Linked DNA regions of Homo sapiens: region 1 is linked to region 2. A link is an interaction called in ENCODE POLR2A ChIA-PET data of the cell type or tissue named here. Cell type or tissue: Panc1. All regions are shown on one strand.

Evidence for each region. ChIA-PET counts read pairs that join two places held together with the same protein. Peaks named below come from ENCODE experiments on the same cell type or tissue, not always from the same donor. Only the 100,000 strongest peaks of a DNase experiment are listed, where the experiment ranks them.
Region 1: POLR2A ChIA-PET joins it to region 2 with 9 read pairs; 5 of 35 experiments call an interaction of 5 or more read pairs at or near these places.

Annotation. Positions count from the first base shown.
Region 1 is chr7:77,376,008-77,378,507 of GRCh38, reverse strand. GSAP (gamma-secretase activating protein) reads left to right here. Exons shown (of 31, transcript NM_017439.4): 9 at 1,118-1,222; 10 at 1,601-1,660. Among named protein-coding and RNA genes, the nearest start is that of GSAP, 39 kb to the left of the region's middle. In Panc1, no CTCF peak of the experiment used is centred here; no DNase peak of the experiment used is centred here.
Region 2 is chr7:77,454,345-77,456,844 of GRCh38, reverse strand. No RefSeq gene overlaps it. Among named protein-coding and RNA genes, the nearest start is that of GSAP, 39 kb to the right of the region's middle. In Panc1, no CTCF peak of the experiment used is centred here; DNase peaks (open chromatin) are centred at 1,264 and 1,524.

The sequences.
Region 1 (2,500 bases), 78 kb after region 2:
TTGTTTTTTATTTTTATTTTTTTTGAGATGGACTCTTGCTCTGTCACCCAGGCTGGAGTGCAGTGGTGGGATCTTGGCTCACTGTAACCTCCGCCTGTTGGATTCAAGCGATTCTCCTGCCTCAGCCTCCTGATTAGCTGGGATTACAGGCATGCACCACCATGCCTGGCTAATTTTTGTATTTTTTTAGTAGAGATGGGGTTTCACCATGTTAGCCAGGCTGGTCTTGAACTCCTGACCTCAGGTAATCCACCTACCTCGGCCTCCCAAAGTGCTGGGATTACAGGCATGAGCCACTGTGCCCAGCCCATTTTCCGCCTTCCAAACAAACATTCCTTGAGCACTGTTACATGCTAGAAACAGTCAATGCATTGGTAATAGAAACGTGTTGTAGAAGAGTGCGTACTCACTGGGGGAGGCTTATAGCATTAATTAAAATGTAATTGTCAAAGCAGCATGCCAATGCACCATTGGAAAACAGGTGAGGATTATACTACATCTTGGGGATGTGAGGGAAGGCTTTGTGTAGAACACAATGTGTAAGTCAGGTCTTGAAGAATGAGTAGTTAAGTATTGCTGAGAGATGGGCAATATCATCATACTCATCATGGAAGACATAAAGGTGAGAGGCATGCCCAAAGCTGCATGGTTGGTTTATGGCCAAATTGGGGTCATTGCCTACTACTTTCCACTGTCAGGCCTGAGTTTTTCCTTGGCATCACAGCCTCTGTCTTTGGTAGTGGAGGGCTCTTGTCTGCAGAGGCTTGACTTAAGAGAGTTAGGTACAGAACAGTAAGTTCCGAATCTTCTATTAATGCAGCTATTGATTTGTGGGAGGTGTGGTGTTGTCTTCAACAGCCTCAGCCTGTCTGCTAAACTAAGAGCAGGAATAAAATCATATATTATACGTGGGAAGAAGAGGAGGCAATGAAATTATGTCTTAAAACATTTCTGGAAAGACTGTGTATACTAGGGGTGGGGAGCTTCTAACAGTGAACTGTGGAAATATTTACATGTATCATAAAGATAGACATGGAAAATAATTATGAATTCCAGATATGTTCTCCTTTAAAAGTTATTCATACTTTTTTTTTTTTTTTTTTTTTTGCATTTTTAGGTGATTAAAAATTCTGGCCATCTCCCAAGAGACAGAATAGCTGAGGATTTCGTTTGGGCTCAGTGGGATATGTCAGAACAGAGATTATATTACATTGACCTGAAGGTAAAAAAACTAGTTCACGGGCACTCCTTTTTTTTTTTTTTTTTTTTTACAAAAATATTAATTTTTTTAGAGACAGGGTCTTGCTCTCTTGCTGAGGCTGGAGTGCAGTGGTGTGATCATAGCTCACTGCAGCCTTGAACTCCTGGGCTCAAGTGATGCACCTGCCTCAGGCTCCTAAAACATGGATTACAGGCATGAGCCATAGTGCTTGGCCCCAGCACTCTTTTTTATAAGAACAATTTGATTTTGACATTATTATTACTGCAGTTCACTAATCATTACATTTTCATTGATGGAAATAGTGAAGTTTTGCTTCTTGACTGCTTCCTTTTCTTTTTTTCCTGGTTTTTTAATATGCCATTCTGTTTTCTCTTTTAGAAATCAAGGAGTATCTTAAAATGTATCCAGTTTTATGCTGATGAGAGCTATAACTTAATGGTAAGTCCAGAAAATGATCACACTACAGGAAAGTTTATGATACATTACTCTCTTTTTTTTTTTTTTTTTTTTGAGATGGAGTCTCACTCTGTCGCACACGCTGGGTGCAGTGGCGCGATCTCGGCTCACTGCAAGCTCTGCCTCCTGGGTTCACGCCATTCTCCTGCCTCAGCCTCCTGAGTAGCTAGGACTACAGGCACCCGCCACCACGACCAGATAATTTTTTTTGTATTTTTTGTAGAGACAGGGCTTCACTGTATTAGCCAGGATGGTCTTGATCTCCTTACCTCGTGATCCACCTGCCTCGGCCTCCCAAAGGGCTGGGATTACAGGCATGAGCCACTGCGCCCAGCCTATAGATTACTCTCTTTTAAGAGAATTGTTATCATAAGCAGCGCTTTAGCATTCCTGATGGTTGTGTTAGTTACTCGTATGAGCAAGTAAAATTAGTTCTTGCCACCTCCAGGTTTCCACTCTATAACAAATCCAGTTAATGTAGGTCATTAGAAGAACACACACCAGAAATGTCCAGTAACTAAATGCTTCACATCAAAGAAAAATGTGTAAGTGGGGATTAGTAGAAGGTGTCAGGTTGGTGCAAAAGTAATTGCAGTTTCTAATCATTTAAAAGTAATGGCAAGAACTGCAGTTACTTTTGCACCAACCTAATAATTGATGGGGTCTGTAAGAGATAGCTTTAAGGGGTTATAAGTTATTTGACCCAAAAGGACTTGTGAGGATGGTGGATTTGAGAATAAAGAGACAAGTCAATGAGAGGGTATAGTTTAACCAAAATCTAGCGTTACCCCTGAAAAAGCTATTTGGAATGTTAGCATTGTG
Region 2 (2,500 bases):
TTCCTTTTTTGCTTTCATTAGATTTGGGACGGGGCCTGAGATTCTGTATTTCTAATATGTTTCTGTATCAAGCTAATGTTTCTGGTCCATTGACTACACTTGGAGTAGCAAGGTCCTGCTCTAAGATAATGATGTCCATCTGAACCTAGTCTTCCACTTTCTATTCCATAGCTATATCTAAGAAAGACTCAATTCTTTCAAGAATAGAGATCTGATATTGCTCAGTCTTGTTTTTTTCTATGTCACAAAAGATTTGGAAAGTTATAGACAGAAGATGAAACACTCAAATCAGCCATAATGGTCAATTCAGAATCAATCATGAACAGTTTGATGTGTATCCTTTTACTCCTTTCTTTATTTGAGTGAAAATACACATTCATGTTGTATCTGTATTTTTAAAACCAAAAAGGATCCTTTATCTTCTTTAAATTACCTAATGTATAAATTTGCTTTCTAAGTTTGTTGACTCCCCCATCTTATAAAGTAAAATCTACCTTTTCTTTCTTTCTTTTTTTTTTTTTAAAGAGAGGGTCTCACTCTGTTTCCCAGGCTGGTGTGCAATGGTGCAATCATGGTTCACTGCAGCCTCAACCTCCCAGGCTCAAGCAATTCCCCACCTCAGCCTCCTGAGTAGCTTGAGACTACATGTGTATATCAGCACGCCCAGCTAATATTTATTTATTTATTTATTTATTTATTTATTTATTGAGACCAAGTCTCGCACTGTCATCTGCACTGGAGTGAAGTGGCCCGTGATCTTGGCTCACTGCAACCTCCGTCTCCTGGGTTCGAGCGATTCTCCTGCCTCAGCCTCCTGGGTAGCTGGGATTACAGGCACGCCCCACCACACCCTGCTAATTTTTGTATTTTTAGTAGAGACGAGGTTTCACCATGTTGGCCAGGATGGTCTCAATCTCTTGACCTCATGATCTGCCCACTTTGGCCTCCCAAAGTGCTGGGATTACAGGCATGAGCCACCGCGCCCAGCCAATTTTTGTATTTTGTAAAATATATAATTTTTGTATATTTTAGAGTTTCGCCATGTTGCCCAGGCTGTCTTGAACTCCTGAGCTCAAGCCTGCCTCAGCCTCCCAATGTGCTAGGATTTCAGGCATGAACCACTATGTCCGGCCAAAATTTGCCTTTTCTATAGAATAAAAACACCCAATGCTGTTTTTTTCTCAACCTCTTTAGCTGCTTTTGGGGACTTGGTGCAGCCAAGCAGATGAATCCTCTGTTGACTTTGGTTCGGGGCTGGTGACTCAGAGCATCAGGGATGATGCAGAATCCGCTCTGGCCAGGGCCACAGCAGCAATAGCAGCTGCATCTGGTTCCCAGTGGCAGCAGACACAGCTGTTCTGAGGCAATATGCAGGGTCCAGCTCCCAAAGACTTGGCAGTGCAAGCCATGGGGTCAGTGCTTGGCAGCTGGAGTGGTGACTTCATGGACCAGCTCTGCAGAAGGCTTTGGGTATGGTTCTTGCCTGGATAGTTCTCTTCCCACCTTTGTTTCTTAAATTAGCTTCAAAGTTGACTTCATACACAGGTAACAAATACTAATGATATTAACAATAACTGACTCTTAGGTAGTGCTTACTATGTGCCGGGCAAATTTCTAAGGACTTTATGTGTATTAACTCATTTAATCTTTTACAAAACTCTAATGAGTTACGGACTGGTGTTATCCCCATTTTATAGACAAAACAGTTACAGGGAGGTTAGGTTACTTGTCCAAGGTCCAATGACTATAACTGGTAGCTCTGAAACTCAAACCTAGTCAGTCTGATCTAGTTCTTAAGAGCCTTGACTGATACGCGTACTGTTTTGCAACCTAATTTTTTCATGTAACAAAATTTCTTGAGCATTTCCATGTCATTAAATATTTATTTAAGCATTTAAAGTAGCTGTGTAATGTTCAATTATAAGGATGATTCATGTTTTATTTACACAACTCTCTACTGTAGAACATCAAGGAAATCCTGGTGGCTAAACTTTTTTTTTTTTTGAGATGGAGTCTTGCTCTGTCGCTCAGGCTGGAGTGCAATGGTGTGATTTCAGCTCACTGCAACCTCTGCTTCCCGGATTCAAGCAAGTCTTCTGCCACAGCCTCCCGAGTAGCTGAGACTACAGGTGCATGCCACCACACCCGGCTAACTTTTGTACTTTTAGTAGTGATAGGGTTTTGCCATTTTGGGCAGGCTGGTCTTGAACTCCTGGCCTCAAGCGATCCACCCACCTCGGCCTCCAAGTTGTTTTGTTTGTTTTTAATATCCATGAGTTTTTCCTTGGGATAAAGTCTTCAAAGTGGAATGCTAGGTCACGGTGTATTCAAATCGCCTTCCTGAAAGTTTATTCCAATTTACACACCCAGCCACGGAGGGAAACATCCTGTTTTCCTGAGTCCTTATTGACATTGAATGTTAACATTAAATTGTTTTCCTTTGTGGCACTGAAAATGATACATAGTTTTCTTTAAACTTGAAATTATTTAAACATTTAAA